Linked DNA regions of Mus musculus: regions 2, 3, 4, 5, 6 and 7 are each linked to region 1. The links are chromatin loops, found by intact Hi-C in ENCODE. Cell type or tissue: heart. All regions are shown on one strand.

What was found. Peaks named below come from ENCODE experiments on the same cell type or tissue, not always from the same donor. Only the 100,000 strongest peaks of a DNase experiment are listed, where the experiment ranks them.
Region 2: it touches region 1 in a loop (4-fold over the local background); 11 of 42 quality-filtered maps call a loop at or near these places.
Region 3: it touches region 1 in a loop (5-fold over the local background); 11 of 42 quality-filtered maps call a loop at or near these places.
Region 4: a loop joins it to region 1, with 2.3 times the contacts of the local background. A loop is called at or near these places in 9 of 42 quality-filtered maps.
Region 5: a loop joins it to region 1, with 2.7 times the contacts of the local background. A loop is called at or near these places in 5 of 42 quality-filtered maps.
Region 6: a loop joins it to region 1, with 2.3 times the contacts of the local background. A loop is called at or near these places in 6 of 42 quality-filtered maps.
Region 7: a loop joins it to region 1, with 3 times the contacts of the local background. A loop is called at or near these places in 5 of 42 quality-filtered maps.

Annotation. Positions count from the first base shown.
Region 1 is chr1:82,287,027-82,291,026 of GRCm38, reverse strand. It overlaps Irs1 (insulin receptor substrate 1), which reads left to right. Exons shown (of 2, transcript NM_010570.4): 1 at 1-4,000. The coding sequence starts at 534. Among named protein-coding and RNA genes, the nearest start is that of Irs1, 2.4 kb to the left of the region's middle. In heart, CTCF peaks have their summits at 733, 2,203 (motif pointing right) and 2,863 (motif pointing right); DNase peaks (open chromatin) are centred at 796, 1,246, 1,696, 2,406 and 1 weaker place; H3K4me3 peaks cover 4,000 bases; H3K27ac peaks cover 3,309 bases; H3K27me3 peaks cover 830 bases.
Region 2 is chr1:81,694,597-81,698,596 of GRCm38, reverse strand. No RefSeq gene overlaps it. Among named protein-coding and RNA genes, the nearest start is that of Mir6344, 440 kb to the left of the region's middle. In heart, no CTCF peak of the experiment used is centred here; a DNase peak (open chromatin) is centred at 2,266.
Region 3 is chr1:81,687,328-81,691,327 of GRCm38, reverse strand. No RefSeq gene overlaps it. Among named protein-coding and RNA genes, the nearest start is that of Mir6344, 440 kb to the left of the region's middle. In heart, a CTCF peak has its summit at 2,419 (motif pointing left); no DNase peak of the experiment used is centred here.
Region 4 is chr1:82,122,777-82,126,776 of GRCm38, reverse strand. No RefSeq gene overlaps it. Among named protein-coding and RNA genes, the nearest start is that of Mir6344, 7.1 kb to the left of the region's middle. In heart, no CTCF peak of the experiment used is centred here; no DNase peak of the experiment used is centred here; H3K27me3 peaks cover 569 bases.
Region 5 is chr1:82,090,023-82,094,022 of GRCm38, reverse strand. No RefSeq gene overlaps it. Among named protein-coding and RNA genes, the nearest start is that of Mir6344, 40 kb to the left of the region's middle. In heart, no CTCF peak of the experiment used is centred here; no DNase peak of the experiment used is centred here.
Region 6 is chr1:82,013,082-82,017,081 of GRCm38, reverse strand. No RefSeq gene overlaps it. Among named protein-coding and RNA genes, the nearest start is that of Mir6344, 120 kb to the left of the region's middle. In heart, no CTCF peak of the experiment used is centred here; no DNase peak of the experiment used is centred here.
Region 7 is chr1:81,755,911-81,759,910 of GRCm38, reverse strand. No RefSeq gene overlaps it. Among named protein-coding and RNA genes, the nearest start is that of Mir6344, 370 kb to the left of the region's middle. In heart, no CTCF peak of the experiment used is centred here; no DNase peak of the experiment used is centred here; H3K27ac peaks cover 440 bases.

The sequences.
Region 1 (4,000 bases):
GGGAGGAGGCAGAGGAGGAGGAGGAGAAGGAGGAGGGAGAACCCGGTGCAACGTTGGGACTTGGCAGCCCGCCTCCCCCTGCCCAAGGATATTTAATTTGCCTCGGGAATCGCTACTTCCAGAGGGGAACTCGGGAGGGAAGGCGCGCGCGCCTAGAGAGCCAAGCGGGGACTCCTCGGGCCATCGCTGCCTCCCTACATCGGACTCGACCAGGGGCGGCAAGGGATGCACCATAGCTCCTTCTCTGCTGCAGGGACTGGGGGAGACATAGTCCTCGGAAGATTGCGGCTGCACTCACCCTAGACCCACTGCCCTTCCCTCTGGGCATGAAACGCCCTTAAACTCGGATCAGGCTATCTTCCTTGGCGCAGTTACCTCGTCCTTCGGCTGCCCCTCCCCAGCTCCAGGAACAGCGTGAATTTTGGAGTCAGAATTTCTGCGAGCTTCCTCCAGCCCGGAGTGCATGTGCGGGGCCGCACTGAGAAGCCACCCCTCACCCAGTTTTTCAACACCTCCCTCTGCTCCGCAGCAGCATGGCGAGCCCTCCGGATACCGATGGCTTCTCAGACGTGCGCAAGGTGGGCTACCTGCGCAAGCCCAAGAGTATGCATAAGCGCTTTTTCGTGCTGCGGGCGGCCAGCGAGGCCGGGGGCCCAGCGCGCCTGGAGTATTATGAGAACGAGAAGAAGTGGCGGCACAAGTCGAGCGCCCCCAAACGCTCGATCCCCCTCGAGAGCTGTTTCAACATCAACAAGCGGGCTGACTCCAAGAACAAGCACCTGGTGGCTCTCTACACCCGAGACGAACACTTTGCCATTGCCGCGGATAGCGAGGCTGAGCAAGACAGCTGGTACCAGGCTCTTCTGCAGCTGCATAATCGGGCAAAGGCCCACCATGACGGGGCTGGAGGAGGCTGCGGCGGTAGCTGCAGCGGCAGCTCTGGCGTTGGAGAGGCAGGGGAGGACTTGAGCTATGACACGGGTCCAGGACCCGCGTTCAAGGAGGTCTGGCAGGTTATCCTGAAACCCAAGGGCCTGGGTCAGACAAAGAACCTGATTGGCATCTACCGCCTCTGCCTGACCAGCAAGACCATCAGCTTTGTGAAGCTGAACTCCGAGGCAGCCGCTGTGGTGCTGCAGCTGATGAATATCAGACGCTGTGGCCACTCAGAGAACTTCTTCTTCATCGAGGTGGGGCGTTCCGCTGTGACAGGGCCTGGCGAGTTCTGGATGCAAGTGGATGACTCCGTGGTGGCCCAGAACATGCATGAGACCATTCTAGAGGCAATGAGGGCCATGAGCGATGAGTTTCGCCCTCGCAGCAAAAGCCAGTCTTCATCCAGTTGCTCCAACCCCATCAGCGTTCCCCTGCGCAGGCACCATCTCAACAACCCTCCACCCAGCCAGGTGGGACTGACTCGGAGATCTCGAACTGAGAGCATCACTGCCACCTCCCCTGCCAGTATGGTGGGTGGGAAACCAGGTTCCTTCCGGGTGCGTGCCTCCAGCGATGGCGAAGGCACCATGTCCCGTCCAGCATCAGTGGATGGCAGTCCTGTGAGCCCTAGCACCAACAGGACCCACGCCCATCGGCATCGAGGCAGCTCCAGGCTGCACCCCCCACTCAACCACAGCCGCTCCATCCCCATGCCTTCTTCTAGATGCTCACCTTCAGCCACCAGCCCAGTGAGTCTGTCATCTAGTAGTACCAGTGGCCATGGCTCCACTTCAGACTGTCTCTTCCCGAGGCGCTCTAGTGCTTCCGTGTCCGGTTCGCCTAGCGATGGCGGTTTCATCTCTTCTGATGAGTATGGTTCTAGTCCCTGCGATTTCCGAAGTTCCTTCCGCAGTGTCACCCCAGATTCCCTGGGGCACACCCCACCAGCCAGGGGTGAGGAGGAGCTGAGCAATTATATCTGCATGGGTGGCAAGGGAGCCTCCACCTTGGCTGCTCCCAATGGCCACTACATTTTGTCTAGGGGTGGCAACGGCCATCGCTACATCCCAGGTGCTAACTTGGGGACAAGCCCAGCGCTGCCTGGAGATGAAGCCGCGGGTGCAGCAGATCTGGATAACCGGTTTCGAAAGAGAACTCACTCCGCAGGCACATCTCCTACCATTTCCCATCAGAAGACCCCCTCACAGTCTTCAGTGGCTTCTATTGAGGAATATACAGAGATGATGCCCGCTGCCTACCCACCAGGAGGTGGCAGTGGAGGCCGACTGCCCGGCTACCGGCATTCCGCCTTCGTGCCCACCCACTCCTATCCCGAAGAGGGTCTAGAGATGCACCACTTGGAACGTCGTGGAGGCCACCACCGTCCAGACACCTCCAACCTCCACACTGATGATGGCTATATGCCCATGTCTCCTGGGGTGGCTCCAGTGCCCAGCAACCGCAAAGGAAATGGGGACTATATGCCCATGAGCCCCAAGAGTGTATCTGCCCCACAGCAGATCATTAACCCCATCAGACGCCACCCACAGAGAGTGGACCCCAATGGCTACATGATGATGTCACCCAGTGGTAGTTGCTCCCCTGACATTGGAGGTGGGTCCAGCAGCAGTAGCAGCATCAGCGCAGCCCCTTCTGGGAGCAGCTATGGGAAGCCATGGACAAATGGAGTAGGGGGGCACCATACTCATGCCCTTCCTCATGCCAAACCTCCTGTTGAGAGTGGTGGCGGTAAGCTCTTGCCTTGCACAGGTGACTACATGAACATGTCCCCAGTGGGAGATTCCAACACCAGCAGCCCCTCAGAATGCTACTATGGCCCAGAAGATCCCCAGCACAAGCCGGTCCTCTCTTACTACTCATTGCCAAGGTCCTTTAAGCACACCCAGCGCCCTGGAGAGCCAGAGGAGGGTGCCAGGCACCAGCATCTTCGTCTCTCTTCTAGCTCTGGACGCCTTCGCTATACCGCAACTGCCGAAGATTCCTCCTCTTCTACCAGCAGCGACAGTCTGGGTGGGGGTTACTGTGGGGCTAGGCCAGAGTCAAGCCTCACACATCCCCACCACCATGTCTTGCAGCCCCACCTGCCTCGAAAGGTAGACACAGCTGCACAGACCAACAGCCGCCTGGCTCGACCCACAAGGCTGTCCTTGGGGGATCCCAAGGCAAGCACCTTACCCCGGGTTCGAGAGCAGCAACAGCAGCAGCAGTCTTCCCTGCACCCTCCCGAGCCCAAAAGCCCAGGAGAATATGTGAATATTGAATTCGGGAGCGGCCAGCCTGGCTATTTAGCTGGCCCTGCAACTTCCCGTAGCTCTCCTTCAGTTCGATGTCCACCCCAGCTCCACCCAGCTCCTAGAGAAGAGACTGGCTCGGAAGAGTACATGAACATGGACTTGGGGCCAGGCCGGAGGGCAACCTGGCAGGAGAGTGGTGGAGTTGAGTTGGGCAGAATAGGCCCTGCACCTCCGGGGTCTGCTACGGTTTGCAGGCCAACCCGTTCGGTGCCAAATAGCCGTGGTGACTACATGACCATGCAGATAGGTTGTCCTCGTCAAAGCTATGTGGATACCTCACCAGTGGCCCCAGTCAGCTATGCTGACATGCGGACAGGCATTGCTGCAGAGAAGGCGAGCCTGCCTAGACCCACAGGAGCTGCTCCTCCTCCATCCTCCACAGCCTCTTCTTCTGTTACACCTCAAGGAGCCACCGCTGAGCAAGCTACTCACTCTTCCTTGCTGGGAGGCCCTCAGGGACCTGGGGGCATGAGTGCATTCACCAGGGTGAACCTCAGTCCCAACCATAACCAGAGTGCCAAAGTGATTCGCGCAGACACTCAAGGGTGCCGGAGGAGGCATAGCTCTGAGACCTTCTCAGCACCTACTCGGGCTGGCAATACGGTGCCCTTTGGAGCAGGGGCTGCAGTAGGGGGCAGCGGCGGTGGTGGTGGTGGCGGCAGTGAGGATGTAAAACGCCACAGCTCTGCATCCTTTGAGAATGTGTGGCTGAGACCTGGGGATCTAGGGGGAGTCTCCAAGGAGTCGGC
Region 2 (4,000 bases), 590 kb after region 1:
GCACATAAATATGACTGATTCTTGCTGACGAGGAATGAAAAGTGGAAATGAAGAGACAGAAATGAAGGAAGTCAAAATCTCATCTTCTATTTGCTTTCTGATTAATAAAATTTGACAGACATTGTATTTTATCCAAAGAAACACAATGCTGTGGATGAGAAGAAAGAAAGAATGGGTTGGTATGAGGTTAAGTAAGGAAGCTAATCTTTTAACAATGATTTGCTTTATTTCTAATTATGTAGGTATCCATGTCCATGTATAGGTGTGTGTACCAGCATGTAGGTATTCTTGGAGGCCAGAAGAGGGTGTCAGATTCCCTGGAGTTAGAGCTATAGACATTTGTAAGGCATCATATGCAGGTGCTAGGAACTGAATTCAGGTTCAAAACAACTTAGGAAAGGAAAGTGTTTACTTTTCAGCCATAATCCATCATTGACTGAAGTTAGACCTGGAGTTCAATGCACACACCATAAATAAAAGCTGCTAACGGTTCATTATCTAGCTGGCATAACAAACCGTGATTAACTCTATTTCTTGAACACACTTCAGGACTATCTGCCTTAGGATGGTACGACCTATTGTAGGCTGGACCTTCATACATCAATTAAAGTCAAGACAATTCATGATAGATATGCCAACAGATCCACCAGACTCTTACCTGAAACTTTGGTTTCAGATTATTCCAGCCTGTTAACCCTGCATAGGACAGACTCAGAAATGGCAAGGAGCAGAAAGAAAGATGGTTAATTAGTCTCCCTCAATTCAACCCAAATGCCCATTGAACATACCACCACTTGATTCTTTATAAAACACAAAGCACCAACCACCTGCCACTAGATGAAGGAAGCAAAGTACACCCAGTAGGAAACAAACAAACAAACAAAACAAAACAAAACAAAACAAAACACCAAACCACATTCCTTCACTTATGACCAATTCTGACCATGTTTCAGATTATCTGGGATTGTGACAGATTCTTGGCATCTTGTGCCTTAGAGTTTGAGGATATCTTGGGAGGAGCCACTTGTTTGACAGAGAAGTATACTCAATGAGGTCACTTCGAGCCACATCACAATACCATACCTCAACTGGTTGGCCAGCAGGAAACTTCGAGGAAGCCTGTCAGTAGAGAAGGCTGGATAACACACATGTGAAACACCTTAGAGGTAAGTGTGAGAGCTCTGATCAGCTCAGTCCTCTGAAGGAAATCTCAGGTATGAACCAGTAAGCTAAGGATAGGACTTGAGAGGACCAAGGTCTCCATCAATCTTGAACACATCACCTTTCTCAAAATCATGTGGGGATGACTTTGAAGAAAATTCATGAATGATGAGTATCTGTAATCCTAGAAGCTAAGGCACGAAACTTCATGGTATGATGTTATTAGTGAGAATATAGATTTCAACAATCGATCTTCATAAATCACATCTAATAACTTCAGAGCTGGAAAAGACCTTTGAACTATGAATTGAGAATTTCTTGCCAATCTAGAGTAAATATTCTAAAGACTAAGAAAGGTAAATGATTTGCCCAAGGCCACCCAGCTAACTAGTGGTAAAGCCAGACTTAAAATCAAAGCTACCTTCAAATCTGTTTTTCCCCCTCTAATCTAACAAAGCAAATTAAAATGCAGATTTTTTCTTGATTAGAAGATTTGTAATTCCTGGTCTCAATAAATGTTAAAAACAATGTGTTTACCTTCAGGATGCACAGAGTAATAGCACCTTGTTCTTAGAACACTCATTAAAATGTTTCTCTTCATAACATGATTTTATTTAATTTATCTGGAATATAAGATATTCCAGTATCTTTCTATACTTACTCTTGTCTCCTCAGATAAGACAAAGAAATTCAGAATTCCCTTTGATGATGCTTCAGTGTCTGGGATAATGAAAGATGATATCTTGGTCTTCTGGGATCGGTACTATTAGAATTAATCTTTTTCTTTTTTTTTTCTTTTAAATTTATGCATCCTATCTCTGGCCCATTGCTCTCTTAAGTTCTTACAGAGATGGTTATATCATTTTCCAAATTCCTTCCCTTCTGTTATTTAATATAAAACGGACAGAAGAAGAATAGTGCCTTTGGAAGCCTTAGGCTAAAAACCTAGGCTTATCAAAGGCTGCTCAGTGCAGTGCTAATTCAGATGGAGCCTGGAGTATTTGGGGTCACAACAAGGAAGGAAAGGGCAGAATATTAACAACAATAACCCTAAGTGACCCTGATATACCTGGTCCAGAGCCACATTCTTCTCAAGGTGAGCCTGGCTTTGCCCTGCCCCAGTTATCATGTGGGCAGGGAAATGTTCTCTGCAGTGTTAAGGCTATTCTTAGGTCTGATTCAAAGGGAACATATGAGGTCACAGAAAGTAGGTTGGGATACAGGACACTGATTGAACTCTAAGTCTGTCACTAGCTGTAAGATAGGGCCATTTAGCTCTTCTATCCCTTGCAATCTACACTGTAGGGTGTGTGTATAAGATAGGAATCTATACGAGAACCTATGCTCATCAGACACAAACACGTATTTATACAGTGATCACATAAAATTTGTATCTTGCATGAAACTAGAAACAGTCTAATACATTGAGTTTTGAAATATTACTTTTCCATTGTATAGCATGAATCCTTCAAAATTTCCAGCATAGCTTCTTGACAAGTTACTTCTCAACATTTCCTCCTGTTTTCTTAGTTCATTTCTCATATTTTAAATGTAAAATATATACACGGCACTCTACATTATACAGCATAACCAAGTCAATGTTTTGCCTAAAGGTCATTATTAATCATCAGTATAGGTAAAATCCTTCATATGTTTTTATAGGATAGGTATTTTCAATATTCATTTCCCAAGCTGGAAAGATGTCTCCATAGTTAAGAGCGTGTGGTGTTTCTGCAGGGACTTAGTACTGTGGTTTCCAAAACCCTCATCAGGTCGCCCATAGGCAACTGTGACTCCAGCTTCAAGGGATCTGAAACTTTCCTGGCTTGTACATGCATCTACATATGCAGATGCATGCACATATATAAATGAAAATAAAAGTAATACTTTAAAAACCTTTATTCACAATGTTACTTAGAAGTAATTAAAATTAAATCCAACGTCGATGTTGAGTCAAGCATTGAAATGGCCATAGTCACTTGTGTAAAGAATCCAGTTTTATAAGCACATATTACCCTATGCCTTAACAAATAGCTGAAGTAATATTGTAATTTAAATGATGCCTGTAGATTTATTAGTGATGTGGTGTGTATTTGTGTGTGTACATGTGTGTGTGTGCAGCATCTTGCTGAACCCATGGCAATCCTTCTGTCTCTGACTTTCAAAAGAATTACAGATATGTTCTCTCACCCCCACCCTACATTACCACAGGGACTTCATAAACAAGATGCCAATTGAAAACAAGATAAATACATATTCAAGACAATAATAAATACTCCAGAGAAGACTGAATGTGTGTAAGGATGCATTGTCTTAGGTCACAGAAACAGCAGACAAGGCTTGTGTTTGTCATGGTCAGTGATACAAGAAAAGACCCAAAGGTTTTTTGTTGTTGTTGGTTGTTTGTTTTTGTTTTTCCTTTTCCTTTTTTCTGTTTTAGAGCCATTGGGAGGTAACATTTTTTTTTTTTTAAATCCAGATGGGAATTCCCTAGATAGCAAACATCAGCATGGCTTATTAAGGACACAAGACAACTAAGAGGGAGTCATAAATGTCCCATTTTCTTAGTGGTTCCAGCAGGTAAGATTCAACTAGTCCTACAGGCCATTTAAAGAACTTTCTCCAAACAAATGAACAAAACATACTCATACGCTTTCCATTCATGTGACTCTAGGAACTAATCTGGTTTGTAACACATAGTCTTCTATTGTTTTCTGCATTTGGTCATTTATAACTAACATTAATGCACCAAGTATGAAGTACAGTAATATAAAAATTCCAGTGAATGGTGAATGTTAAATATAACCAAGTAAATTTTTATCAGATATTGTTTATTTTC
Region 3 (4,000 bases), 600 kb after region 1:
TGGGAATGACAATAAGACTTTTCAATTGATCCCTGGGAATACTAGTATCATAGGATATTTTTCAGGCACCAGTGTTGACTTTTTTTCTTGTTATAAATGGACTCTATTGTCTGTGGAATCAGTGCAGCACAAATTGGAAGCTCCATATTTGTTTAAAACATAAATTAATACATTAAAACTCAAGAGGATTTTATACCCTTGATGATGACTGACCGCTTGAGGAAAATTCGGATCTCTGAGGAGCTCTACTCAGGTCCCTGTGACGCACTGCCCTCCAGCCACATGCAAGAACCTGCCAAGGTGTGGTCACACTACTTCCCCAGTGAACCTCATATAAGGCATATGCCAAAGGTTAGAGTTTGGACAGACCTATGCCAGATGCTAATGAAACATCCCTGGGTTATCACGTGCTTCTGTTGGATTACACTGGAAGCTAACTTCATTTTGTCACTCTATCTGCATCACACTTCATAGTGCATTACATATATTCAACAGTATATGATGGTAACTTCATATTGGAACTAAATTTAATCATGTGACAATCCCTGTTCCCAACAAAAACAAATATTCTCTTGGGTCCCACTTCTCTTCCTACCAGTATATGTTTGCATCCAGTGGTTCTCACTGCCATCCTCACACTGGACTTTAGGATGACAATGGTCAAATTGATTATGGATTTATATAGGCTCATATCACTCACTAAATTATGTCTGCTTCCAATGCAGCTATAGGGTTTATTCAACTCTGTTGTATTCTGTGGGGTCAGGAATCATTGAGGTCTCAATAAATTAAAATGAGGAATGATGACAATTTAACTCCCTCTAGATTTAAATAATTTTTGCATCGACATTATTAACGAAACCGTATTCTGTGCTCTATCTTCTCTTTTCTGTCATTTTATCATCTTCCTATGTCTGTTTCATGGCTCTCCTCTAGTGAAACTACCATCTTCCTGTTCCCATTGAAAATGCAATAGGGACCTAGAGTTGGAAATCTGAGTTTTAACATTTATTCACCTCATGAACTTTAGAAATTTTCTTAACATCTCCAAGTCATGAGACAAGTTGAGAAGAGATTCTTTATCTTAGTGATGAAGGTGAAGGATGAAGATCAGATACAATTATCTTATCCAATTTCTAACTTCAAAACTTTATTATCTTACTTTCTATTACTATTTTCTTACCATTGTCCATTTTAAGCCAAAAGTCATAATAAAGTTTTAAAAATCATCCTTAAGACTCATATGAATAAAAACACCCTTAAGTATGAGGAAGTCAATACTACTTCAGTTCTGCCTGAGACCACATGGTTAATTTGTCTACTCAAGGGGTTGACTTGCAGATTCTCTGGGTGGTAGACCAAAGCTGTATTTTCTGATCTGTTCCTTATCAGTAATAAAATTAACATTTTAGTCCTTTAAAACTATTTTTCCATTGTTTTTCAGATATGGAAGAGGAAAATGCATTAGTATATATTAAAGATGCTATAACTACTCTAATCATTGTTACCTATTGAATGTTGAGTATTTTACCTGGAGTAGTGGTATGATAGTTTCTAGTTATTTTATCTTCCCAGAATGAATTATTATTGGGAACCTCATTTAAACAGATAAAGATAGGTTCAGAGTTTCTAAATCAGACCTAAAAGTTAGACTACCTGGGAGGGAGGAATAGCAATATCTTTATTTACTGCAAGGAGGCTTATTTTCATTGAAAGCTTGAGGGGCTTTCAAGCCTTCAAGTGTGCCATAAGCAAAGTATTGATGCTTTGTCTGGAACTGTGAGGAGTCTGAGATTTGCCTATTGTGAGCTGATGGGTTAACCTTCTTTGGTCTCCCCAATGCTGACAGAAAATAGGGGAAGGCATTATTTCAATAAGCAGAAACAACAAGAATGTCAGAATTTTCTTTGCCCAGTGTCTTAAGCCTCAGTTTACATATGGAGATACGTTACAGGAGATCCACTTGATGTCTTCATAAGCAGTAGGTTACATTAGAGAAGATCTTGGGCTGTGTTCCAGAGGAAGACCATCTCTGTATATTTCTAGACTGGTGGATTGACCAACATCCTTGCAAAAAAACATCCTGGAACAAAAGCCATCAGTATTTCCACTTACCAGATGTGTGGAAACATAAACACACCAATGAGCCTTTTGTTAAAATAAGAAAGATTATGATATTTTAAGTGAGTACAGTTTAAGCAAGGGTTGAGATAGAGGAAACAACGGAAAACAGAGAAAGAATCAAGTTTTGTGTAGGAGGCCAAATCAACAAAGAATAATGTCTTGTGGCTGGAGAGATTGTTCAGTGGTTAGGAATACTTGCTGTTCTTGTAGGAGACCCTAATTCTTTCTCCAGCATCCACATCTATTCATAACTTCAGTTCCAGGAGATTTGATGCCCTCTTCTGGCTCTCCTGAAGCACTAGGGATAAACATGGGACAAATACAATGTAAGCAAGCAAAAACACTCGTATACATAAAACAAAAATAAGGAATAAATTTAGTTAAGCTTTATGGAACATGTTTCTGGAGAGGTAGCTGGCTGTTAAGAGGCCTAGCTGCTGTTGCAGAGGATGTGAGTTAAGTTCCCAACACCCATATTAGATGACTAATAACTATCCATAACCACAGACCCAGAAGATCTGACCCTCTCTTCTGGACTCTGTGGACCCCTGAATACACATGCACCTACAGAGAGACAGATAACCAAATATTTTTTTGAAAGAATGTTTCTATTCAATACATAAGAGTGATGGATGTGAGAAGCTTTGACAGTTGAATTTAGCTCCTTTCATTAAACCTTCCAGAATAAGTTACCATGGAAATAAGGCCAAGGCTAAGTATCTTAAGAGTCCATGACCCGAAATGTATACCTCAATGAAAAGGTCTGATGCATATGTGGGTTTATAGTAGTTGCCTGGCAATTTAGTGTAATAGGTACACCATTTCTTAGAGCTAAATCACATCAGGAATTTTTTTAAATAAAATTATGAGTGGTGGGAAGCAATCAGAAAAATGCATAACATCAATATCAATGTAATTATTGTTACTCTGTTAAATTAATGATCTTCAAGAAATTCCAGCAGAGAAGGTAAACCAAGACTTGTGAGTTATCTCTTTGCATGTCTCTGTCTGTCTCTGCATCTATTTCTGTGTCTCTCTGACTCTGTCTCTGCCTCTCTCTTTCTCTCCTTCCCTCTTTTCACCTCTTCTTTCCCAATCCATTTCCCCCCCAATATGAAACAAAAGTACACAAAGACTAATTGAAACTAATCAGCCTTTTCTACATATGGTTTTTTTTTTTTTTTTGAAGGTATGATTTAGAAACATATCCACTTTCAATTTCACTTCACTGGTAAGGTACTTTTGATTTCTGCTTTCTTTACATCTTCTTATCTTTTCCCTACCCTGGGCCAAAAGCATTGCAAATACACATTAATATGTACCACCTATAATATTACTCTTCAGGAGAGGGAGGTATATTAGGAGGCTGGATAAATTCTCCAGGCCCACATTCTACACCTAGAATACCTGTGTGCCTTCTGTAAAGCCTGGGAGACTGCTGGGCTCCAGGGGTCTCCTTTGGGTGCCACTAGCCCCCAGTGTCTTATACAATGGAAGTGTTATTTGGATTTGGAAGTTTCTTGGGTATTTCAGAAGTGGTAAGACTTCCAGCAGTTTCTCTGATGTCATGTAGCTTTCAAACATTTTGTTACAAATTCTTAAATAGTGAAGGAGAGGCAGATGAAAACATCTGTATTTTTTTCAGCACTCCAAAAAGTTTCAGCTTCTTTGGAAACATCCAAGTAGGCAATAGAGGAGATAAACAAATAAGTTCACTTGGTTGTCTTTGAATCATAGATCCTCCTAGGTGTACCATGCCTGTGGTTTTATTACAAAGTATAAATTAAAATTCAACTTGGTTTGAGTATTATTTTATAAAGATTTATTTAATTTGTGTGTATTGTGTGTGTATGTATGTATGTATGTATGTATGTAT
Region 4 (4,000 bases), 160 kb after region 1:
GGGATCAAAGGTGTGTACCACCATCACCTGGCTCACACTGGAACTTCTTGAATCAATGAATGAATGAATGAACATATTCAAGTGTGTTGTGGTACCCAGGTCTTCTCTTTGCTCAGTCTCATTCTGGTCTGTCACAAGGAACAGCAATGACTGGAATTACATTGTACAACAGTTTGGTTCTGATTCTACTACTTTTTTGTCCATGGTACAGACTCTAGTGTTAACGGATGTGAATCTTCATGGGCCTCTGTACCTACCTCTTTTGCTTAACTCTATGGCTAGAATTCAGAAACAGATTCCCTCCCTGCTTTTGACAGTTCTCATAATGCCTGCATTTTGTTTCCTTCCATCACCATCTCTTTGAAAGATCTATATTATTTACTTTGCGACCCTGTGGCCATTTTCCTGAGGATCTAAATAGCACCTCCTCTCCTATTCCTGTTTTCAGGGAACCAGAGACTTTCTCTGTCAGGACTCTACTCTCCTAAACCTCCTAGACAGCAGCTACTTGCAGAATTTCCCGTGAACTGCTTATCATTGTCTGATCAGGAACTCCCTAACCACAGGTGCTAAGGAGTTCTGTCCTAAAACCTAGCGCAGCTCACAGCCAACTCAGGGAACATAAGGTAACTCAACTTCTGGATGTCTTTGACTGTCCAAGCCTTAGCTACCATTCTTCCGTCTGGTAAGTTACTGAATACAGCAAACATAACTGCACAAAATGCATGGAGGTGAAAATAAGTCATCCAACTACTGAAAAGAAGAGTAAGCAGTGGTGTTTATAAATGTTTAGAAGGATCTAATTATTGGCATATTGAATGTGTATGTGTGTATGTGTGTGTGTAAAATTGGTTGTGCTTATCTGATAATAGTTTCATATTTTAGTTGCTCACTATGTATTCTAAAAACATTAAGATTCTATTACACACTGTCAGGTCAAGAAATAATTATTGGAATCTTCCTCAGGAGTCCATCCTGTGCTAAGGACAGGGATCCCACTTTCCATCCACTCGCTCATGGACTAATGCTATTGATCTACCGCTCTGTGCTGTCAGGCACTTTCTGACTTATGATCCATTCCTGCACATTTTTGCCCCAATGGGTTTTGGAAGGCTGCTCTTGTCTAAGAACTAGAAGAGAATCATAAACAGTTGTTAGACACTGCACACAATACGGTAGTCCTTCCTGACCCTCAGTGCCACTCAAAATAAAAACAGTGAGTTGTAAAGTACATTCAAGGAAGTTCAACAAAGCAATCAGTTCTCACTCTGGCTATTACTCCAGTGGTTTGGTTAAAGCTTACATAAATCACAGACCTATTTCTATATTTTTCTCTTTTAATTGTTGTCAGGGACTCTCGTTGGCAGGGGCCATAAGTAATATTTAGTTGGTAATTCGGTTCATGGGATCTGTGGACAGGTAATTAGATTTAAACAACTAGCTACAACATAAAAAGAGACTCATTCTATTATGCAAATGTGTCCAGAGGGTCAGGGGTGTGAGCACATTTCTGTGTGAGCAGGAGTCCTCCAGAGCAGGGGTCTGTGGGAGCGAGACTCCTTGTGAGCAGGGCCTCCTAGCTCTCCCTTTTTGCTTTCACATCCATATTTAAAGGGGAAATTGTTTCCAGGTTGAAGACATAATGGAATGTACAGAAATCATAGTTCATACCAAAAAAAATAAGGTAACATATGGCCACTAGGGAGTCCTGTGAGATGAATGAACTCAGATGTATCTGCCTGCGTTTTTGAAGTTTTGTGGGTCTTGTTATGGCAAACCTGAAGTGCGAAATGTTTGTCTTGTGTCTGAGATTAAGAATTAGGATAACTGCAAACTCAAAAGCTTCCTTTGCGTGATTCTTTTTTTTTTTTTTCTTTCTCTCTTTCCATAGTAACTTTCAACTTACATGGAACGTTCAAAGAGTAACATCAAAGGATTGTATTATCAGTTAAGTTAGGATAATAGACTTGGGTTTCACTCTTGTCAGGAAAGGGAAACTTTTCCAACTTGGAGTTAAAGTTCAATTTGTTGTTCTTGGCAGTGGCCCAAGAGGGAAATCGCATTCAGGAAAGAGGCTTGTTTGCAGAACAGCTATATGATCCAGCAGTGGCTACGAGGAGATCATAGACTGGGATGATCAAATGAATGTTCACACATTACAGACAGAATGAAGGTATTCCTCTTGCCTCGAATACAGTTTTCTTCAAATGCTTTTTTTAGCACTCCTTCCAAGCAGCAAACCCCGGCTCATTGAAAGAGGAGAAAGATCCCCACATGGCCTGAATTCTGGTGGTCTTTCTGTGGTGATCAATAATGTAGGTCCACTGGATCTCATGCTTTTGCTTCATGTAGAGGGGGATTGCCTGACACTGATTAAATTACTAAGGGAGGTTTCCCTCTAATCTCCAACGAGAAGAGAGAAGGCATGTGTATGGCTGGTGTTACATTGTGAAATGACTGAGAAAGAGGAGTCCTACCTGGATATTTACCTATATCTCTGACAGGGGCCTTCCTTCTTATGAAAGCTGGGATTCTCATGTTCTAGCTATATTTCTCATGGCTGTGAAGATTTGCCCGACACCAACAACTCAAGGGAGGAAGGACTTATTTTGGCTTATGGTCTCAGAAATGTCAGCTTATCCCAGCTGAGAGTGTATGGTAGAGCAGAGCGAGTCACAGCCTGGTGGATGGGAAGTGGAGATAAGGCCTACAAGAAGGGAGCGGGGCAAGACTTGAAATACCTTACCTTCTATTTCTCACAGTCTCCCATTGCAGACCTCGTGTTACAAATCTATTTTAAGGTTGATGCATTCATTAAGCCAGAGACCTCAGGAACCAGTCACTTTCTGACAACCTATCAACTGGCAACCAAGCCTGCAGTATGTCCTGGGTAGGATGGGGATGGGGTGCAGTTCATATTCAAATCATAGCACCTAATGCTATTGCAACAAAAAGAAAGTAGTGTGTAGAGACACAGAAGAAAGAGACAGGGTAGAAGGGCATAGGTCATAGGGGTATAAGCCTGTGTAAAGATCAGTTATGTTTTGGCCTGAGGATGGTGGGCCATGTCTGTGGCTGGTGAGAGAAGATTCTCTATGGATAGAACTCTTGTGTTTTTTAGTGTAGATTATCTCTCTCCTAATACTCTTGGGGCCCAGTTTATCTGTGCTTGGCTGAGAATGGAAGGGGGAGAGGACAGTGGATGTCGAGAGATTAACATCACTTCTTACAACCTTTCATTCCACGCCCCCCCCCCCCACATCCTATATAAGGCTCAGCCATTTCATTCATTCATGGGAGGGAAGGCACTTAAGTCTAGCCATGGAACAGAATAGATGTGTGTTCTTCTATTTTCCTAAATCTACCCAGGCTATCTTATTCAATCTTCAGTTATATCACTATTAGGCATGTCCTTCATTTATTAAAAAATACCCAGTAATGTGGCATTCAGAATAATGCCATCTATCAGAGATGTTCAGCCTTAACATCTAGAATGTGTGAGCTAATATTACACAAAAAGTAACCTTTTTAGATTACTTTAAAAAGGCCAATCTGGTCTACATAGTGAGTTCTAGGTCAGCCAGGGTTGCATAGAAAGACCCTGTTTTAAAATAAAACAATAAAAAAAATGAGAGATTATCTCTAGCTGGCCCAATATTATCACAGGGAATCTCAAATGTGGAAAAGGGAAGCAAAAGAGTCAGGAAGACCTGTAGTAGCAGAGGTAAGGGGGTGGGGCTGAAGTAAGGAGACTGGACCCACTGGTTTTTGTTTTGATGGAGGAGATCCTAAGCCAATGGGGGAGGCTTACAGCTTGTGTTTACTATGTCACAACTGGGAAAACTTTTCAGCATTTTTGAGACTCCCTGTTCCATACTCCTCATTCATTGCAGCCCTGAATGGCCTTGCTTATATTCAGGGAACAAGGGCTGACTTCATTGCAGTTTGGGCAACTACCTGAATAAAGTTGAAAGTGGATCCATAGCCCCATATCCAGTGC
Region 5 (4,000 bases), 200 kb after region 1:
TCATCCTTTGAAAATGAAAAGATAGCTCAAGAGGGCGGAGACATTTTATGCTGCAATTTTACTGGTTCCCATATGGTAACCTAGTTTGCAGAGATATGTAGTAAATATAATAGATCATGGCATGATAAAAATCCAAGTATTTCTCTATGCATGGAATTAAAAAAAAACCCTAATGTCCCAAATATATCTTATAATGTTTTGGGCAAATCAGTCAATAGACTTCACCCTCCTCATTGGAGACATATGAAGAAAATACCCACTATCTAGTAAGGTGATGGATGGCGATGTTGTCATTGGGGCGGAATTCAAGGGGTGTGGTTTTCTGACAAAGGAAAGATAGCTTGATTTGAAATTCCACACCTCATTGTCTCCTGCATTCTTATCTACTCAGGAATGGTGGCAGAGACACGTCCCTCTTACATGCTTTCCTTCCTTAGGTAAAGATGGACGTGGCCTATCCCCAAAGTCACTGGAAACCTGCGATGTCATTTGACATCCAGGTCACAGCTTTATTTCTGAAGCAACTTTACTCTTAGTTTCCATCCTATCCCTGAATGGAATGGGCATTTATAGCTCACTGGTAAGTTCCCAGTTTAGAGTAACAACTGGAGGCTGCAAGAGGCAAATGTTCTGAAGCCATCCAGAAATTACTGCTGAGTACCCTGGAGGCTGAATGAATGGGCTGCATTATGTGCCATTAAGCTGTGCGTGATTTTTGTCTGAACAAGATGTGTTTCCTTCTTACATAGACACTGCCTGAGTGTTTCAAGTGATGTAACCAGCTGTTCTAAAAATATCTGAAGGAAAACAACAGAGGATCCAATTAAAGGTATAAGGCAAAAGATACTTAAACATATCTCCCAACCCAGCTCAGGATTAAGAGCAGAAAAGCATGGAAAAAGAAACACAGGGAGATTGTATCTATTTAAATTATGTTGGTATTGCTCACTATTTAAATTTATCTTTTTGTGAATGGAGAGATGTTAAGTGAAATCTGGGATCATGCATTGAATCCTGGCTGGAATCCGCCACATGCTCACTGTGGCCCAGTCCAATTCCTTATTCTCTGCCTCATCCCCCTGTTCTCTGGCCGATTGTAATGGTTAAATGAGGGATAGTATAAAGAATGGCACATGTTATAAACACACCTGGAACATGCTAAATCCCCAGAGTGCACAGATTTTTATTTGTATTATTTAAACCATGTGCTTCTAAGTCAGCTTCTCAAAAGAAAGGGGTGGGTTAAGATGTTCCTATCGTATTTATATTTGGCTTTCTACCAGGGCTCCCCAGACTGTCTGCTAGGAAGAAATCTTTAAAAGAATGTAATTTCTCCCATGTCATCAACTTTCTTTCAGACGTCAATTTTGTAGTATTATGAATTTGCTGTGAGAGTTTCTAACATTTTCTCTTATACTGACTAGCCGCTGTCTCTGAACCAACAGCACACTGGCATGGTGTTTTGAGGGCACTCGTGTTGCTGGTTGGTACCCATTGGCCCTTTTAGTCTTTATTGGTCATCTTTATTGCTCAGCATCCCTGTCCCACAGAAAGCTGCTCCTCCACCATTCCATGTGCCTCCAATGAGGTTTCAAAGTAGAGGACCTTGCCCCTCCTGAAGACAGAGTCTATCTACCATGGTCTTGGCAGGAAACAGATGGGGGTGATATGAGGACTGTTTGATGAGGGTGTTTCCATGGGGGAGCTGTTATAGAAACAAGAGCTAGTGTAGAACCCAGGAGAGGAACAGGCCAGAATTTCTGTTGCCACTAAACTTAAGACAAGGGAGGCAATGTCACCAGGCCTTAGAAGGGATACTTGCTGAAGCACAGCTAACAGAGGTACCACCTGACAGTAGTTATACGTTTTGAAGCAGGGTGATTCAAGGGACAAATTATGAGTTAACTTAAGTGTAAATTCTGTAACCTCTCCCATATCACATTTTCTGATCTCATGTAAGTGTCCCCAATTGTTTAAGCCCAACTGGAAACCAGAGAAAAGGGAATCCTCATTCCTCTCACAGAGAGTATATCATAGATCATAGGAATAGCTATGATGCCTTTGCTCAGATGGGGTCCTTCCTGGGAGAAAGAAGTACCCGTATTAAAGCTGAGACTCCCACGTGAATGGAGATGTTTGGCCTTAGGACATCACAGGATTTTGAAGGGATATGGTCACTGGGTATGTGTAGTCTCAATCATTTCTAGTCACTGCTTTGAGAATTCCTTCCTGGAGAGATGTAAACAATGTCTGTCTCTCCTCCTGAGGAGCTAATAACAAACCAAGCTACACTTCCACACAAGTCATTCTGGGGATCCAGTGAGTATATAGGTTGACTCACAGAACTTCACTGAGGGACTACTTACATCCCAGCATGGATGATGCCTGTGGCATAGATATAGTCTTCTGTTTCAGTTAACTTCCCCCAGCCTGTATCCTTTGGCACCTCTGAGAATACCAGGTTGGTTGCAAGAATTACATACAAATGGATGGGATACGCAGGAGAGTGTGCCAGAAATCTCAGCTGAGAGTCCAGTGATCTTCTTTACCCACTCATTCTCTGAGGGAAGGTCAGCAGTCAGTGAGACAACTTGTGTCAGTCTTTTTCAAGCAGGCACAGTGGATCTGCTTAAGATGGTGGCTGTTTTGCTTAAAGGACTGCACCATACAGATGTCATATTGATCATTTCTTTCTCAATATTGACCACCATCAGGAAATCACCAGGAGCCTTTTTCTGATCTTTCCTCCCTTATCAATGGGGTAAGGCATCGGTGGTTGCACCATGCACCTTAGGCTGAGAGTTAGGGTGTCTTTCATTGTAGAAGCCAAATGGTGCAGAAGAGTTTCTATTAAATGCCAGGGACATAGGATGCTAGCTTAGAGCTAATGATTCAGTCTGTGTCCTTTTAGTAGGAATTAGGACTTCATGGACACGGCCTTCCTTGTTTGAAGCAAAGGCATTGATTATCTCTAAGGGGAATAGGAAACATTCAAAGACTCCTACCCTGATGTCTGATTTCAGAAGGAAGACACGGGTCTTTGGATGGGTGTACTCCAAAGTGCTTCTAATGTCTGAGGCAACCTTCCCATCTCAGGTCCTGAGATCATTCTTATCCCACAGAGCAGTAGAGTAAGAATCAATGAAGCACCCTATTCTTATACCACAGTCTTCTGAGAGTATTTTTGGGAACCGTCAACTATTGTTAAGTAAATGCTCACTATCACATAGAGTCAGGGATGGATAAAGTAAGAGAGACACACAAGGTATATATTTACAAATGGAGAAACACTTGGGCTCCAACGAGTACCTCTGTGCTGTATTTTGTCCTTCACTGTAGTGCAGGTCACAAACTATCTAAATGCCCCATTGAACAAGGAGTTCTCATGTGTCATTTTGAGCATTTTCCAAAGAAGCTTCTGACTGAGGGCTTTGGTAAAATTTTATATTGGACACAATTGTTTTAATACTTCTCCACATTGGTACATGTGGCAGTCTCTTCCTAGTAGTGATCTCTGGCTTCTTATATAGCATTTTAGTTGGCTAAAAGACCTGTAATTTCTTTTTCCAGGAATCCCACAGTTGCCTCCTTTACAATGGACTCCATTTAAAGACAAATCAGCCAAAATATGCATTCCCAAGTGGAGGGTGCGTAGACATCTTTTTTAACAGCTCTGGAAGGCAAGTCTGTTTCTGAAGTGCATTGCTAATTTCCAGTTATAAACATAGGCTCTGTGTGTGCTAAAAGTAAAATCACTGGTTTCACATGGTGTAGTTACAGGGTCTCATTTTATGATATGGATTGACCTTTTGGCTTTTAATAACAGATTCCACAGAAACCTGTCCTTATTATCATTTATGAATAAGATTTTGATTCCACAGAGGATTGTCTTCATTTCCAATCATGGAGTGAGAGTTTCATTTTAAGCTTGTAGCGCGTGCCCTCTCTCTCTTTCTTTTTCCTCTCTTTCTCTCTCTATTCCCCCTCTCTTTCTCTCTCT
Region 6 (4,000 bases), 270 kb after region 1:
GGATCACAGGGCCCCCAATGGAGAAGCTAGAGAAAGTACCCAAGGAGCTAAAGGGATCTGCAACCCTATAGGTGGAACAACATTATGAACTAACCAGTATCCCGGAGCTCTTGACTCTAGCTGCATATATATCAAAAGATGGCCTAGTCGGCCATCACTGGAAAGAGAGGCCCATTGGTTATGCAAACTTTATATGCCCCAGTACAGAGGAATGCCAGGGCCAAAAAGGGGGAGTGGGTGGGTAGGGGAGTGGGGGGGTGGGTATGGGGACTTTTGGGATAGCATTGAAAATGTAAATGAGAAAAATACCTAATAATATATATATAAAGAAAAAGAAAAACCAACCAGCAACCAAACAAGGGGAAAAAAAAAAGACTAGTCTCTGAAATGAAGTTAGGTATATGCAGAAGGGAAGAATCTACTTATTCTGAACTTAATTACATAACAGCATGTGATTGGATTGCTTGAAAATCAGAAACAGTGGCCTGAAACTCAGGAGCTGCTAAAAATCAACCTTTAAGGTTTCGGGAAATGACCCTGAGAAAACACTGGCTGCCAGTTCTTATCCATGAAGCAAGATGTTATCCATAAAACAAGGAGGATCCTCCCAGCTTCAGTTGTTCCTACATGAACACTACTGATGTCTCAAGAATAATAAGAGTGTTGGCTGAATTGGTGTCTACAGTTACATACTCAAAACACACACACACACACACATTACACATACACACGTGTGTGTGTGTGTGTGTGTGTGTGTGTGTGTGTGTGTGTGTGTGTGTGCAAAAGAGAGAGGGGGGTAATGAGGGGTTGAACATGGTTCAAAAGCATGGAATGTCTCCATCTCTCATTTTATCAGCTAGTGGCCAGAGAGTTCCTTACCTATCTTATTAGTAGAATTATTTTTGTTGATTAGCCCTGCTTGATGAACAGGGTCAATGTGTACCATTGAGTAAAATAATGACAACAGATTCAAAAGATTGCCTTATAATGCTACACAGGTAAACTTTTTCCATCCTTCAATCTTGCTGCTGCTAAGAAGGTGGTCATGTCTTTATGAATCTGGAGCATTCACAAGGACATTGGTGTCACACAGATACAAATCAGTACAGAGTGTGAATTTACACTTTTTTATTTTAAATTTAAGTCTGTAAGAGGAAATGAGAAGAGAAGAAAGGAATGGCATTAGAGGGAAGAACTAATCATATGAGAGGCAACATTGCTACAACTCAGGACGTACATCCTCCAGGACGGTAAATGATGCTGTCTCTCAATGGAGGAAGAGACCTGCTCTTTGGATAATGTCCCTTTTTATATAAAATGTTAAGTGAGGAGGGAAATGGAGACAGCTTTAAGGCAGGTTCCAGAAATATACATGGCAAACATTTCTTTTAAGTTCCAAATTATTATTTTGCCCTTTTCTTACTTTCTTTTTTTTTTCTTTCTCTTTTTCCTTTGCAAAAGAAATATTTTGAAAACCAAAGCTTGTGCTGGGATCTGGTGACTGGTCATAAGTCTTTTTAGTCTTGGAAACTTGGGACAGCTCCAAAGGGAATAGATTGGCTAAGTGCTGCTCCAGCTAGTGTCCAGCCAGACTTTCATTTTTAGAATTAGGAAGTTTTATGTAATCAGTTCAGATAATAACTGCAGCTAGAAGTGGTTCCCCTCTAGTCCCTGTCAGCTCTTTTTTACACTTATGGCCTTTTGCAAGTCTTGACAACAGTGTGTGGCTTGGCCCTTCTCTTGAAACCCTTGAGAATAGATTCTGTGTGTTTCTGAGGTCACTAGGTAGAGTGTCACCAGATAATAAGTGATGACTCTTTAATAACTTAATGCATAGTACTACATTGAAGAAGCAGAGATGCCTTGCTTAGGGTCCTAATAGAATCAGGGAAACACATTCTCCTGATTTGTAGAGAACAACTTTGTTTATGGTTGCTGTGGATATTTGAGTCTTGGTCCCTCTCCATAAGGACTCCTATGTTGCAGAATTTTCCCTGTCCAATTACATTATGGCAGCAGGAGGCCTGTGATTGGACAGGGAAAAGGGAGACAGTGCTAAGAGTGCAGGGACAGAGAACATCAGGAGAAGGAGGAGAAAAGGAAGATGGCAGTAGATGTGAACTAGAGTGACTCTGACCAGCCGCAGGTAGTTGTGATATCATAAGATTAGAATAATTGGGAAAAAGCTTTTATCATTATCAATTGGTTCCTAAATTAATGTATTGGCATCTTGTAAATTGAGAATTTATTGATACATAAATCTGATTGGTTAATTATCAGTTTCGAGAGTTTTGATTTACTTGGTTACTGGAATGTGGGACCACCAATGGCAGAGAGGAGACTAGAGGCTCAGCCAGATGTTGTGGGGCTAGCTGGAGAGAGTAGCCCACTGCAGGAGCACAGGAGTGTGGTCTGGCCCCACCGGGGAGTTGGTGGCTTGAAAGAAGCAGGAGCATGGAGAGTTGGTTTTTTTTTTTTTTAATTCCTGCAACACTCCTATATACTTTAATGAAAGTTCTGACATTGTGCTCCAGTGAGACAACCTAGTCTCCATTCTGCACTGCTAATACTGCAACTGCTAAATGTTTATTAAGGACCTGATGCTTTCTCTGATAATAAGCTACCATTCACATATAAGGCCACTTATTTCTATAGAGTTGGAAGCAGCACAGAGTAAGCTGTTGACCCCCAGCTTCTCAAAACACTTTTTCTTTTAAAAGCATAGTGGAAATTATCTGAAAAGACAGGGGATGGGACCAAATATGTGTGCTTGGGTTGTTTAATAATTACAATTGAGCATCATTGGTTATGGCTCACTAATACTTAGCTAAAATCATGATGAACCCTGACATATCTTCCTTAGCAAACATGTCATTTTTCCTCCTCCACACCTTGTGATCACCTCATACTCTAGCGCTATTGTAAGTCAGTCTTCATTGTCAATTTGTCTTATTTACAACCACCACAGGAACATATCTTTTGAGGTGTCTATGAGGATGTCTCTAGAAATCTTTAACCAAGGAAGAAGAACCCCGTCCTGCATATGGGTGGCATGGGTTATAGATTGGGGTACAAAACCAAATAAAAAAAGAAGAAAGTGAATTGAGTACAAGCATTCATTTTTTCTACTTCTTGAGACCATGTGCTCAATAGCCTCATATTCCCGTCGTTAAGACATCCCCATCCATATGAACTGTGAGCCAACCATAACCCTTTCTCCTTTAAGTTGCTTCTTGTGAGGTATTATCTCATTAAAATAAGAGGAGAGTAATTAAAACAATAATGCAACCATTCTGTTTCCTGCACTGAGGCCAGCAGTGTCCCTTAAGAACATGTCTCCAGAGGATAGTAGGGCTGATAGATAAGCACTCTGTGTGGAGTCTGCTCTTGCACATGGATCTTCAGCCGAATGTCAAGATGTCATCCAAACATCTCTCTGTGATTTTTGTCACATGTTTAATGGAAGGATGGAAGGCACTTGAGCTCAGGATCCCAGGAGGAGGAACTTCAGAGTCTACACCAGAGAAGAGCTGAGTTTCAAGTAAAGCAGACCAAAGTCAGAAACGTTAGCAGAACTCATAGTTATGGCTGCTATCCCCACCCTCTCCATGGACACTGCTTCATGATGGAGTATAAGAGTCAGCTTGAAGACTGTCCTCAGGACAAAGAAGGTAAGGGTGGTGGATACTTGTTTCAAATTCTTAACATGAGGTGGTTCTGCCTTCCTATGGGACAGTATCTCTTACATTTTGCCAGTGTGATTCAGATAAGCCGTCATTTCTGGTGTTAGAGTACAGTCTGTGACCTGGTCATGCCATGGAGTACACCAAAGGCTCCAAACACAGGCATCGTTTCAGAGATGGAGCTTCACCCAAAGAACACCTTTCCTTCTCAGTTACTTGGGGCCAGGTCATCAATTTTATACAAAACTCCACACTGAAAGAACACTGTTTAGAGGCAGCAAGTGAGACAGAGGTACTTCCTTCCCTTCCAAGCCTTT
Region 7 (4,000 bases), 530 kb after region 1:
ACTTCCTGTCTTTTGAGGTACATTGTTTTCAGCCTCCACATTAACCTTACTTAAGCCTTTCAATTGCAGCGGAGACAGGGATTATAAATAAGAACACCCACCACCTCATAATAAATGAGTCTTGGGAATTCAGGTAACAATGGGTAGTCTCATGTTGACAGAGTTCTAAATGTACTCATTTAAAATTCCATTTCTCTTTTAAACTGCATACATTTGATGCTTTTTGAGCAACATTTTCCCACATGATTGTTTAAATATGAACAGTTGGTGCTTTTTATTAAATCAGTGTTTTTACATGGGGGAGAGTTACTTATTCTTTGACCACAGCTATTAGCATATCATTAGCTGGACATTTGAGCATATGTAAATAATTTTGTATGCATATAACATAGTATTATACATACATTTATGTGATTGTTTTGAATAGGAATGGCTCCCATAGACTCATATGCTCAAATGATTGGTCTATAGGGAATGGCACTATTAGGAGGTATGACATTGTTGAAGTAAGTGTGGCCTTATGAGAGGACATGTGTCACTGTGGGGGCATACTGGTGGTCTCCTTGCTCATGGTATGCTCAGTGTGACACACAGTCTCCTGCTGCCTGTGGATCAAGACTTAGAATTCTCAGCTCTTTCTCTAGCATCATGTCTGCCTGCATGCTGCCATGTTCCCCCACCATGATGGTAGTGGACTAAACCTCTGAAAATGTAAGCCAGCCCCAATTAAACGTTTTTAAATAAGAGTTGTTTTAGTCATGGCATCTTTTCACAGCAATAAAACAGACAGTTTATAAGCACACATTTATACAATTATATGCAATATACACAAAGGCAACAAATGTGGAATAAACTGTTACTGTCTTCATTAGCTTTAATAGCTGGTAGCACCTGAGCTCCTGGGAGCACACTCATATTCTTACTGTTTCTCCTTGGACAGAAGTGTTACCTTGGATAACCTGTCTGAGTTTTATAACCGACTTTCCAAATTGTACAAGTGACTCTGAAGTGCAAACCACAATGGAAAAGATCCAGATTCACATTCTTGTCTGTGCAATACAATGTCTTGGTTGTTTGCCAACTTTATTCATTGTTCAGAATAGTTTATAGAAATGTCCATGTATGCCAGTATTGAGTACTGGCACCAATGTGTCCTCCTTTATATTTATTGTTGGTAGCTACTAAGATAATTTGGAAAGGAAGAGATCAGTATCCATTGAATAGTGTACCTCTGCCCAGGAGATCTCTTATTATCCTAAACATATAATTAATTTGTAGCATGTAGGATCCATCTGAAATCGACCACTGCAGAATAAAGGAATGAACCAAGGCGTATGGGGACTTGCTGATAGGAAATATTGTTACTCTCAGTTTCTGTTCTTAGTTTCCATAAATCTTTCGATGCCTCAATGGCTTCATTACAAGTGTCACTGACTAGTCATTTGGAATTTCCCGTGACTCCAAGGCATTTAAACACAGTGTGGTATAATGGAAAGAACGCAAATAGCATACATTCTATGGTCAGCACCTATTGTAACTTTAGGATATTAGATCAAAATAGCAGAAAGTGTGATTATGTAATAGTCACTGGGGAATGTAAAGAGATTTCTGTTTGAGGAGATCAGCATCTACTTACATCTGTCCTCATATTGGTTAAAGAAGAAAAGCAGTTTAAGAAAATATCAACAGTTTCCATGACATTAGAAAGATTGTCATTAGCTGGGCAGTGCCAGTGCACACCTTTAATCCCAGCATCCAGGAGGCAGAGGCGGCAGTTCTGTGCGTTCAGGGCTAGCCTAGTCTACAGAATGAGTTCCAGGGCAGCCAGGGTTATACAGAGAAACCCTGTCTCAACAAAAGAAAACATTTTCTCAACAAAGTAAATGAAAGCAAAACAAAAAAGACAGACTGCCATTAACAGAAGGAGTAAACAAGACTTCAACTCTTACCATAATTATTTAATAGCTTTCCAATCTACTAGGAAAGAAGAAAACAGAGGAAGATATAAGGATGAAGAGAAATGGAGGAAAAGCATAATTGTTAATAGCTTCATTTTCAAAGTATAAATCAAAAGATAACCAACTGTATGATATAGGTGTGTTAGAAGAAATACAGAGTTCGCTGAGAATGTAACAAAACTCATTTATGTGTAAAACCCCACTTTTATTCTGTCTAATAACATTCATTTGAAGTGGAGTAGAAGTATATTCAAAATATCTAACATAGCAGCAAGAAATGCAGCCTTTCATGAGTAAAACAAGTGATTGAGACGTTGATCTAGAAAATCCTAATATCAGGAAAAAGTGAATATTCGAGGACTTTGAATGAAGAGAATGCATTGTAACTAAGGCAGGTGGTGCACACCTGTGATCCCACAAAGCAGTAGGCAGAGGAATGAGTGGTAAGAGTTTGAGGGCCAATAGGGATGTATAGCAAGATCATGTCAGAGAAAGGAAGAAAGGAGAAAGGAAGGAAGGAAGGAAGGAAGGAAGGAAGGAAGGAAGGAAGGAAGGAAGGGAAGAAAGAAAGAAGGCAAACTAAGAGAGAGAGAGAGAGAGAGAGAAAGGTATGGGAGGAGTTTGGGGGAGGGGAGAAAGCAAAGCAAAGCAATACTAATCAAAAGAGTATGGTTCTAGAATAAATACAAGGAGTTAGAAGACGCTAAAGTGAATTTTGTACTGCTATTCTACTCCCTAAGTATTTATTCAGCAAATCTCATTTCCCCATCATGGTTCCTGTTCACCCTACAGCCATTATCTTGTGACTACACAAACAACCAGTGATCACTGGAAATGTACTTCTTGTTACCCTGTTCTAGGACCCATTTTCTTGGCATGAGTAACCCGTTGCATTGATGCAAACATGCACTACTTTTATACGCCAACGATATTAATTCATTAATCACCACCGAGTCAAAAACGTCATTATCACACTACTGATGACATGGTTTATGCTGCTTCATGTATTCTCTGAGCAAATGTTGGTAGAAAGTTGAGAAAATAACAACCTTTTATTCTAAATGCATACTATCCTGGTTTTTAATCATTATTAATTCTTTACATTTTATGTTTAATTACTAATTTTGTATGGTTGACTTGTGCTTATGAACGTCTTGGATTTTACTTTTTGAATTATAGATCTGTGCTTCTTTTGATAAGCTGACATTGAAAAAACTATAACTATATAATATGCATATTGGGCTTTCGTCTTCTAGACACAGTGCAGAGATTTTCCTGTGTCCCTTGATTTTACTTATATTTCCTCCTAAGAAATATTAATTTTATGAGGTCAGGTCCACCTACCTGTCCCCTGTGCCTGCCATGTTCAGAGAAGCCTTCCCTATTCTCTCCTTAGACATTTGTGGATGACTCCTAACATCAGCATATTTCTTTGGAGCTATCAGAACTTTACTCTAGACAGATAAAGGGGTAAAACACAATAGGTGTTGGCCTGCTGGGACTATAACTTATGACCAGAAAAAGTGGTTTTTCAAGTAATTCCACCTTATGGGTTGTTCCCAGCTTATTGTCCATAACACGTTACAAGACACCACATCTACAAGTGGGAAAAGATGTTATGGAGAGGAGTGTTTTAACTAGGCAAGCTGCCATTTTGTAGGAAATATGGTTTCAGTCATTAAGGAAAACCTGCTGTATGTGGTGGATGTAGAAACCCACAGAGAGCTGTAATTCACCCAACTTCTTTGGTTCCTTGAACTAGAAACTTCTTAAGCTCACTGGCAGTCTTTAAACTTTATCATCTATATCTCTCCAGAAAATACCTTTGATCTTTGTATATAGCTTTGCATATGTTTGGTTTAAGTTAATAGCTAAATGATTAAGGGTAAAAAGCTTTTCCTTTCCCCATCCCTATTTTTAATGACACACACTTTGAGGTAATGGTCCACTGTGATTTGTAACCACTCTTGGCCATGTTCACTGAAGTGAAACAGATGCAAGTGCACAGCCCTCCCCAGGGAAGGTGTGTCACACAGTAATCA